Regions from separate parts of the Homo sapiens genome. Here region 2 is linked to region 1. A link is an interaction called in ENCODE POLR2A ChIA-PET data of the cell type or tissue named here. Cell type or tissue: GM12878. All regions are shown on one strand. Each heading gives the region's core, and the rest is flanking DNA. Links, peaks and the distances in the headings are about the cores only. Region 1 overlaps SP3 (Sp3 transcription factor). Region 2 has its middle 24 kb from the start of LINC01960.

The links. ChIA-PET counts read pairs that join two places held together with the same protein. Peaks named below come from ENCODE experiments on the same cell type or tissue, not always from the same donor. Only the 100,000 strongest peaks of a DNase experiment are listed, where the experiment ranks them.
Region 2: POLR2A ChIA-PET joins it to region 1 with 10 read pairs; 4 of 35 experiments call an interaction of 5 or more read pairs at or near these places.

Annotation. Positions count from the first base shown.
Region 1 is chr2:173,937,270-173,942,650 of GRCh38, forward strand. The region is part of intron 4 of SP3 (Sp3 transcription factor); the gene reads right to left. Among named protein-coding and RNA genes, the nearest start is that of SP3, 25 kb to the right of the region's middle. RefSeq lists an enhancer at 2,804-2,943. In GM12878, for the core only: no CTCF peak of the experiment used is centred there; DNase peaks (open chromatin) are centred at 2,762, 3,150 and 3,352; H3K4me3 peaks cover 502 bases; H3K27ac peaks cover 2,552 bases.
Region 2 is chr2:173,998,497-174,003,877 of GRCh38, forward strand. No RefSeq gene overlaps it. Among named protein-coding and RNA genes, the nearest start is that of LINC01960, 24 kb to the right of the region's middle. In GM12878, for the core only: no CTCF peak of the experiment used is centred there; no DNase peak of the experiment used is centred there.

The sequences.
Region 1 (5,381 bases), core at 170-5,169:
TATGCAAGAAAAACCAAGAACACTTCCACTGCAGTTTAGTGTGACTGGTTATCCCCTGAAATTTATCAACTACCTTCTTCATTAACACAAGAGATAATGCAGGGAAATAGCCTAAACAGTCAAAACTTCATCTTCAAGGCTTTCACAACAGAACCATAAAATCCTCTTCCACTTGTGAATCAAGTAAGTATACAAACCCTGCCCAAGCTGTTACTATGAACAAAGCTTACTAACTCAAACATCACAGGAGATGTTGGAACCAAAATTAAAGTCCAATCTTACTTTATGTTAAATTTCTTGAAAAAAAATTTTTAAATAATTCTGATGCTCACTAAAGTCCGAGAAAAAAATGTTTAAAAAGAAGTTTTAAAATATTTTTTAATCCAAATTTTCTACTCATTAAAAACATGAGGCTAAAACTCACATTCTCAAAACCTTTTTACTCTAGAAAATCTCCAATATATACCAAAGTAGGAAAGCATAACAAACTCCCATGTACCCAACACCCAAATTCCACAAACTCTGGGACAATTCTATTTCATGTATAACCCAAACTACCTCATTTTGAAACAAATCCGAGATATAACATTTCATCTGCAAATATTTCATTATGTACTGCTCAAAGATAAAGAACTTACAAAAAATCTCTCATCATGTTATTCTTAGAATAAAAATACACTAAATCTACAGTGTTAAAAAATGACTTTAGGGCAAGTCATTTAATTCTCCTAAATTCTCTCATATGCACGTAAGACTAAACCTAACGTTCCTCTTGCTTCTCTTAGTTTCTTCCCCCACAGGTTTATATGTTGGCTTCTGAAACATAATTCTTAATGTCAAGAGTTTTTAAAAAGCTACAAATTTAACACAATTACAGAATTGGTAGAGGTATGAAACACAGAATGCAACTATCACATCTGAACAAAGTTATAATCCCAGCACTTTGGGAGGCCAAGGAGGGTGGATCACCTGAGGTCAGAAGTTCAAGACCAGCCTAGTCAACATGGTGAAACCCTGTCTCTGCTAAATATACAAAAATTAGCCGGGCGTGGTGGTGGGCGCCTGTAATCCCAGCTACTCGGGAGAGGCTGAGGCAGGAGAATCACTTGAACCTAAGAGGCAGAGGTTGCAGTGAGCCGAGATAGTGCCATTGTGCTCCCGTCTGGGCAACAAGAGCGAAACTTTGCCTCAAAAAAAAAAAAAAAAAAAAAAAGCAACCAAACAGGTAAAATTTACATTACACATTTCCACACAAATCTACGTTTATTCTGTATCTATTATTGGCATCTCTTCATTTTATCCATCAAAAAAAAGAATGCAGAAAAAAAAAAGATGAGTAAGCAATGACTGCCCAATCCCAAAACAAGAAATACATGTTAGCTATAATACAAGACAAAGGACAAGTGCTATTAAACAAGCGGTAATTCAAAGGTGGCAAGAAGAAGGGAAGGCTGCGGGATAAGGCAGTATCTGGGCTAAGTCTTGAAAGATGTCAACCTGAAGGTTACTCCACTATTCCTGTTTCTAAAGTGCTGTGGGGTTCAATGTTAATATACCATTTATCACATTATACTAGAATCATGTGCATGTCTGTCTAACCCAATGATTCTTAAGGGGGAGATGAAGAACTGTCCTCCAGGGGACATCTGGCAATGTGTGAAGCCATTTTTTTTATTATCACAACTGCCTGGGGTACAGAGTGCTACCAGCATCTAGTGGGTAAGTCAGGAATGCTCCTCAACATCCTACAATGCAGAGGACAGCCCCAAAACAAAGAATCATCAGGCCCAAAATATCAACAGTGCAGAGGTTGAGAAATCATAGTCTAACTTGTTAGATTATGAGCACCTTTAGTGCAAGAATTATCATATTCATCTTTGTAATTCCAGTATCTGGCATGCACAGCAAGAGCGCTGTAAGTTATCTGTAGACTCAACAGACCTCAATTTAAAGGTAATGGAAGAGCCAGTAAAGACTTTACAGAAAGCAACATGATCTGTGTTTAGGGAAAATGACTGATACCAAAATGATGTATTGGAACAGTTTCTAGTATCTTACAAAATTTAAAATGCACATATTCTCCAACCTTGGGATTGTGCTTTCAGATGTATATGCTTCAGATATGCATACTTTAACAAAAGAAATGACACATCTGTATAAGGATATCTACTGCAGCATTTTTGAAATAAGATTAAAAATTTTTGTGACATCTGGCCAGGCACGGTGGCTCATGCCTGTAATCCCAGCACTTTGGGAGGCCGAGGCAGGTAGATCACCTGAGGTCAGGAGTTTGATAACAGCCTGGCCAACATGGTGAAACACTGTCTCTACTAAAAATACAAAAAATTAGCCAGGTGTGGTGGCATGGGCCTGTAGTCCCAGCTACTCAGGAGGCTGAGGCAGGAAGATCACTTGAGCCAGAGAGGCGGAAGTTGTAGTGAGCCAAGATTGCGCCACTGCACTCCAGCCTGAGCAACAGAGCAAGACTCCAACTCAAAAAAAAAAAAAAAAAAGTTACACTGATTTTGGGGGAGGAATTAAAAAGATTAAAAATGTAAAAATTTTTTTTAAAAATAAATTTTTGTTAATGCACCAGAAAGGAGGGGGCATGGAAAATGGAAGTTGTTTTTTAAGAGAGAGTCACCCAGGCTGGAGTGCAATGACTCAATCATAACTCACTGTAGGCTTGACCTCCTGGGTTCAATCAATCCTCCCATCTCCGCCTCTCTGAGCAGACAGGACTATGGGCACACATTACTGTGACCAGCTAATTTTTTTTTGTTTTTTGGTAGAGGCAAGGTCTTGCTTGGTTGCCCAGACTGGTTTCAACTTCCTGGCTTCAAGCAATTCTCCCAGCCTCAGCCTCCCAAAGTGCTGGGATTATGCCACCACACTCAGCCTAGATTAGATGTCTTAATAGTAGTCTAGGACAGCGGTCCCCAACCTTTTTGGCACCAGGGACCAGTTTCATGGAAGACAATTTTACTGCTGACAAGGGAGATGGTTTCAGGGTGAAACTGTTCCACTCACTCAGATCATTAGGTATTAGATTTTTCATAAGGAGCTTGCAACCTAGATCCCTCGCATGTGCAATTCACAATAGGGTTCGGGCTCCTATGAGAATCTAATGCTGCTGTTGATGTGACAGGAGGCGGAGCTCAGCCAGTCATGCTTATCGCCCACTGCTTACTTTTTGCACTGTGGCCTTGGCACCCGGGGGTGCAAGACCCCTGGTCTAGGAGACCAGTAAGAGCCAAACTAACAAACTGAGAATGGAGAGGATGAACAGATAACAAAAATATGGCAGAAACAGAACAAAAAGGACTTGGAACTTTCCACCAGGAAACAGAAGATTGAAGTTTGCATGTGTGCCCAGCAGCTAAAGGTAGCTGGAGAAAAAACACAACTGTGCTAATTATTCAAGCAGGCACCCAGTACTGCTGCAATTCTACATCTCACATTTCACTTTCCAATTCTCAGATGACCACTTCATACCTTCTTCCTTCTCAAACTTCCTAACACCTGGCCCTCTCACCCATCTTAGCTTGTTTCTTATCACAAAAGGAAATAAGGAATAATCTGACAAGAATTATCTTATCTTCCAATCAACATATCTGTATCTCTGAATGTCTATCCAATGCCCTTTCCCTGTTATAATGACCCCTACTCCTGTGTCCAACCCTTAAACCTGTGTCCTGTGTTTCACCTTGCTTGTTTTCTTAAAACATCCCTCTCTCATCCTCTTTCATACTTTCTCTCCTCTATCATTAATTTGTGGCGAGATTCTTAGAAAACCAACCTCCTCAACCAGGTCCACCTCCAGCTACCACCTATTTCAATGTTGCTCACAACACGAGTAAAAAAAAAAAAAAAAAAAAAGTCTGTAATTACTCTCACTAAATCCTCTTCACCTTTTAAATCATTCTACTCATGCTTTCCTCCCCAGCACTCTTAATGAAACCACTTGTTAAAAGTCACCAACAATCATTATCTTACTAAATCCAATATCCCGTTCTCTCTCATCTTATGTACCCTCCACAATATATGAATAGATAATGCTAGGCATGGTGGCTCATGCCTGTAATCCCAGCACTTTGGGAGGCTAAGGCAGGTGGATAACGTGAGACCAGGAGTTCGAGACCAGCCTGGTCAACGTGGCAAAACCCCATCTCTTCTAAAAATTACAAAAAATTAGCCAGACATGGCAGCACACATGTGCAGTCCCAGCTACTTGGGAAGCTGTGGTGGTAAGGTCACCTGAGCCCGGAAGGTCCAGGCCAGTGATCATGCCACTGCACTCCAGCCTGGGTGATAGTTGAGACCCTGCCTAAAAAAAAGAAAAGAAAGGGATAAGCATTCCCTCCTCCTTTCTTAAGTAATTTACACACTTGGCTTCCAGAATATACTTGGCTTTCATGGAAGCTCCTTCTGTTTCCTTTGCTAGCTCTTCCTCTACTTCTCACCCTCTATATGTTGGGAATGCCCTAGGACTCATTCCTAAGGCTTTCCCTCAATTTTGGATACTTAAGTTTCAGTTCCTGAATTTCTATTTGGTTATTTTACAAATCTGCAGTGTCATTTCTGTTACAGTCTCCAACTCTGTTAAAATTTTTTCAAGCTTGGCTTGTATTCCCTAGACCACAGTAAGTAGTTTTTAGTCTATTTCCATTGTTTCTGCTGGTTCTCATTCACGGTATCTTACCTTCTCATATGCCTGGTGGGTTACATTTGATTCTGTGCCAGACCCTGCATTTAAAAAGTCTAGAATAGTAACTTGAGGCTCAGAATATGATTTCCCAAGTTCTTCTCTATGTATATTCTTTCTCTACTAAGTTAGAAATTCTTAAACCAGCTGCACTTCAAAATCACTTTGGGATTTTTACAACACAACTTTCCTGGTTTCATGCAGAGCAATTAAACTAGAATTGGGAGGAGGATGAACACAAGTTGTTGGCACTTCTAGAAAGTTCTCTGTGAGATCCTACAATGCAGTCAAAAGTTGGGGCCGGGAGCAGTGGCTCACAAGGCCTGTAAGCCTGTAATCCCAGCACTTTGGGAGGCCGAGGCAGGTGGATCACTTGAGGTCAGAAGTTCAAGACCAGCCTGGCCAGCATGGTGAAACCCCATCTCTATGAAAAATACAAAAATTAGCCGAGCGTGGTGGCGCATGCCTGTAATCCCAGCTACTTGGGAGGCTGAGGCAGGAGAAACGCTTGAACCCAGGAGGTGGAAGTTACAGTCAGCCAAGATCATGCCACTGCACTCCAGTCTGGGTGACTGGAAAAGAAACTATGACCTGAATATTTCATCGAGTCATATCTGTATACACTAATGACACCCTAAATTCTACCTCCAGCCCAACCTGACCACTAGATTCTGAT
Region 2 (5,381 bases), core at 81-5,080, 61 kb after region 1:
TGGGTGGCCTAAGCACTGACCAGTCGGAAGGAACACTGGTTTCCTGCTGGATTGAGGAGCTGGAGGCTCCCTTCCCCGCTGCAATGGATCCCCTTAGCTGCAAGTGTGTGAGGAAGTCAGAGGAATCCCCGGAAGCCCTGCTTAGAGGCAGCTTCAGAAGGGAAACTCGTGAAGGGCCCAGGCTTCTGTCATTTGTGCACCATATGCACAACCCTTCTCGTTTATTATTCACTCAGCAAATATTGATTAAGTACCTACAATGTTTAGAACCTTATGGGAAAAACAAAGTCAGTAAGACATGCCCTTATGCCTACTTTATTTCCTGGTATAATAGATAAGAAATGTACATCAATAGCTATAATTGAAATAGATTATAGCTATAATTGAAATATAGCTGTAATTGAAATAGCTATAATAGAATGTTGTTTTTTTTTTTGAAGACAGGTCCAGGAAAATGGGTATGGCAGTTGAAAAAAAAAAAAAAAAAAGAAGGATTCTTTCTGGTTGTAGATCATAGAAGGCTTCCTGGAGGGCTCGTTTCAGCTGTGGCTCTTCAAGGGTGGGGAGGATTTGGTGAGGAGGAGCTAAAATGGACAAGCAGTCCAGGCTGTGGGAAGAAGATGAGCCGCATGCACAGGTAGGAAGTGATAGGGCAGATAAAGGTGATAGCAGCAGTCCAGCCCGGCTAGACTGAAGAGCACACTGGTGGCACCTGCACGGGTGTCAGCACTGAGTAGGTATAGCAGACAGGTTAGAGTGGGGTCCACCGACCACAAGCTCCCCAGCAGCACTCCTGGGCAGCACTCTCATTTCCGCAACTAGCCAGGCACCCTTCTCCCTGGTTCTGACCAGGCTAGAGAACAAACAGGCACTTGCCAAGCAGTGTAAGGGATTACATGCCCTTTCTGGGCTCTGAGGGGCCTGGGAAGAGTTGGCAATTGAAGGCCGTGCCCAGAATCACTGCCTGGGAACAGCAGGCATTCTCCCAGGCTGCTTGGAGGCAGCCCAGTGCTGGGTCTGGCTCTAGTCCAATCCGGCTCCTGAGCTAGGAGGGAGTATGTGGCAGTGGGCGGTGGGTGCTCCCTAGTTCCTAGCACTGACTCCACTGAGCCTGTAGATGGGAAAGGGGAGGGTCAGTCAAAGGCAGATGCCGAAAAAGGGGTAAGTCGAGAACACTGGAAGAAGTCATTTGAGAAGAATGAGTGATTCTCAGACTGTTGTGGATAAAATGGAGAAAGAGATAGAAGGTTGCTTTTCCTGTCTCCTGTAGTATTTAAGGATCCCTCATGATTTAGTTCAATGAGAGAAACTAGCAACATGCTAATTGGAAAAGCCAGGGGCTCTGGAGTTCACGGATCTGGTCCAAGTCTCTTCCTTGTCAAGTGGAAAGGGCATCCTATTTACCAAGAAATGATGCAATGGCAGGGAGGGTTCACAGCTTCAAAATGAAGTCTAGGAAAATGGAAGTTAGTGAGTAATAATTTGTTGGTGCTTCTTCACCATAATGCAAGAAAGATGGTGCTCTGTTCTCCATGACGGGTAGAATCTTTGTTTGTTTGTTTTGTTTTGTTTTTTGTTTTGTGACAGGGTCTCACTCTGTCACCCAGGCTGGAGTGCTGTAGCATGATCTTGGCTCACTGCAACCTCAACCTTCTAGGCTCAAGCAATCCTCCTACCTCTGCCCCGCAAGTAACTGGGATGACAGGCGTGCACCACCACACCTGACTAATTTTTGTATGTTGCCCAGGCTGGTCTCAAATTCTTGAGCTCAAGTGATCCACCTGCCTAGGCCTCCCAGAGTGCTGGGATTACAGGTGTGCGCCACCACGCCTGGCCTGACTGGTAGAATCTTAAACAGAAATACTTGTGCCACAAATGCAGACAGGATAAGTAACTGCCCTTGTCTGAGTACCGTATTCCCTGGGAACAGCAAACTCCCTCTGTTCTTTTTCTACTCCCACCAACCCACCTTCTAATCTGCAACTCAGTTTCCTGAGTGGGCTTGCTTTAGAGCATCCTGTATCTATAAACAACCACAGTTTTCAAGCAAAGCCTTTGTCTTATTGCATTGTTTTTAAAGTTGGATTCTTAAATAATATTTTCAGAGGTCCATGAATTCTTTAGAAGAATTTTTAAATGTGGCGTTTTCATTTTAAAGATAATATAAAATTTTTAACACAAGTGTCACCACCTTTTTACAGAGTACTGCCACATAACATCAATGCCCATGCTGGATTTGCATTCATGACTGTTATGGTCAAGTGATCTAAACTAAAGTCTCCTAATGGAAGTTTGAATGCAGTGTTTCTCAAGTTGGGACATATTCAGGAATTTACGGGTTCTCACGTGTGAGAAACACTTCCTATTATAAATAATCTGACAAACTGATTTACACATCAGTCTCTTATAAGTTTGGATATGATGAATTGATCCTTTCTAGTTTAATCTCCTTGAGCACAGGGCACAGTAGTTATTGTATCTGTAAAGCTGAGGATCAGATCTGTGGTGTCCGTATCAATAAATTGCCAATCAGTGAAGCAGCCAGCCAGATTGTCTCCTCCTGAAAAGCCCTACTCTCTTCTATGTGACAGACGGATTGCAATTAGTTAATCAGACAGACTAATCTTAGATTCGAAATAGAAGACTTTTCTGACCCTGAGTAAGTCCCTTAATCTCTGTTTTCAACTTTGTAGAATACAGGCAATAAACTACTACCTATCACATGGGGATGTTGTGCTAATAATTTCAGGCTTTCTGCCATGCTGAGCTGGTCTGGCCCTGCTCCTGATACAGTGCTCTAAGGAGTTTGGCATTTGCCAAGAGACCAATTCAGTGAGATGGGAGAGGCATAAGAAAGAATGTTTTGGAAAAGTCGTCCCTGAGGTCTGAGGTCTGAGGTCTGAGGTCTAGTGCTGGTACAACTGTGAAAAGCTTCTTCAGGTGGTGCTAGAACAACAGAACATCCACATGCAAAAAAATTAATCTAGATACAGACTTTACACTCCTACCAAAAATTAACTCAATAGGGATCATAGACCTAAATGTAAAATGCAGAACTATAAAACTCCTAGAAGATAACATAGAAGAAAACCTACATGACCTCGGGTATGACAATAACTTTTTAGAAACAACACCAAAGGCATGATCCATGAAATAAATAATTGCTAAATTGGACTTCTTCAAAATTTAAAACTTCTGCTCTGTGAAAGACACTGTCGACAGAATAAGCCAGGCATAGTGGCTCATGCCTGTAATCCCAGCACTTTGGGAGGCCACGGTGAGAGGATTATTTGAGGCCAGGAGTTCAGGACCAGCCTACACAACATAGTGAGACCCCATCTCAATTACAATAATTAAAAAAAAATAAGAATGACAAAACAAGCCACAGACAAAGAGAAAATATTTGCAAAAGGCACATCTGATAAAGGATTGTTATCCAAAATATAAAAAGAATTCACAAAACCCAACAATAAGGAAACAAATGACCAAATTAAAAAATGGACCAAAGACTTTGACACCCACCAAGGAAAACATACAGATGGCAAATGAGTACACGAAAAGATGTTCCACATATGTCATCAGGGAAACGCAAATTAAAACAACAGAGATACCACTACACATCTATTTGAATGGCCAAACTCCTGAACGCTGAAAATATAAGATGCTAGCAAGGATGTGAAACAACAGGAACTCTTGTTCATTGCTGTGGGAATGCAAAATGGTACAACCACTTTGGAAGACATTTTGGCAGTTTCTTACAAAACTAAACATACTCTTACCATATGATCCAGCAATCACACTCCATGGTATCTACCCAAAAGAGTTGAAAACCTATGTCCACACAAAAACCTATGCACAGATGTTTATAGCAGCATTATTCATAATTGCCAAAACTTAGAAGCCACCAAGATGTCCTTCAGTAGGTGAATGAATAAATAAGTTGTGGTATATATCCAGACAACGGAATGTTATTCGGTACTAAAAGGAAATGAACTATTAAGCTATGAAAAGACATAGAGGAACCTTAAAAGTATATTAACAAGTGAAAGAAGCCAATTTGAAAAGGCTATATGCTGTATGATTCCAACTACATGATATTCTGGAACAGGCAAAACTTGAAGAGAGTAAAAAGATCAGTGGTTGCTAGGGTTTGGAGGGAAGAAGGAATAATAGGTGGGGACACAAAGGATCTTTAGGACAGTAAAAATACTCTGTATGACACCACTGCATAATAATATACAAAGTATATATAATTATACACTTGTCCAAACCACTAGAATGTACAACACTATAAGTGAGCCCTAATGTAAACTATGCACTTTGGATGATAGTGATGTGTCAATGTAGGTTTATCAGCTGTAACAGATACCAACCCCTCTGGTAGGGGATGTTGATAGTAAGGGAGGCTGTGCATGCGTGGAGGCAGGAGATATATGGAAAATCTGTACTTTCCTCTTCATTTTTCTATGAACCTAAAACTGCTCTTTAAAAAGTCTTAGCCAGGCACAGTGGCTCACGCCTGTAATCCCAACACTTTGGGAGACTGAGGCGGGTGGATCGCTTGAGGTGAGGAGTTCGAGATCAACCTGGCCAACATGGTGAAACCCCACCTCCACTAAAAATACAAAAATTAGCTCTGTGTGGTGACACACACCTGTAATCCCAGCTACTCAGGAGGCTGAGGCAAGAGAATCGCTTGAACCTGGGAGGCAGAGGTTGCAGTGAGCCAAGATCGTGCCACTGCACTCCCGCCTGGGCAACTAAAGTGGCCTTTGGCCTTGAATAACACCAGTGGCAGTCACGCAGATTGGCCATGGCCCTTGGGTGAACCCCAATGTTGTGCTGGTCTTCAGGGCTTCAGATGCAACTCAGCATAGTTGCAACTGTGGTGGCTACAGGAGTGCCTGTGTCACCCACCTCCAACACTGGGCAGGCCAGTACAGAGAAAGACTCCTGACTGAAGGAAAGGGAAGGTAGAGAGCAAGAGACTCTGCCTGGTAACCTGGGGAATTCTCCCAATTATCTGCCCAAGTCCATCAAGACTGTGTATGTAGGAGTAAAGTCTTTCCAAAAGTTTCTCTGGCAAACTGCATCTGAGAGACTTCTGCGACTCCGGATCAGAATAGCAGTGAGCATGCTTTTGGATGCAAGTAACAGAAAATAACCAAGGGAGCTCCTTGGTGATGTAACTGAAAGTGCAGAGGTAGATCGGGCTTCGGGTGTCGATCCAGCGGCTCACCGCTGTCCTCAGGACCAGTTTCTGCCACTCTGCCCTGCCACATGCAGCACTGGCTCCACCGTCAGGCTGGCTCTGCTTCTGGGTGTAGGATGGTGGCCAGAAACCTGCAGGCCATATGCTGTATCATTTGGGGATGCTTCTG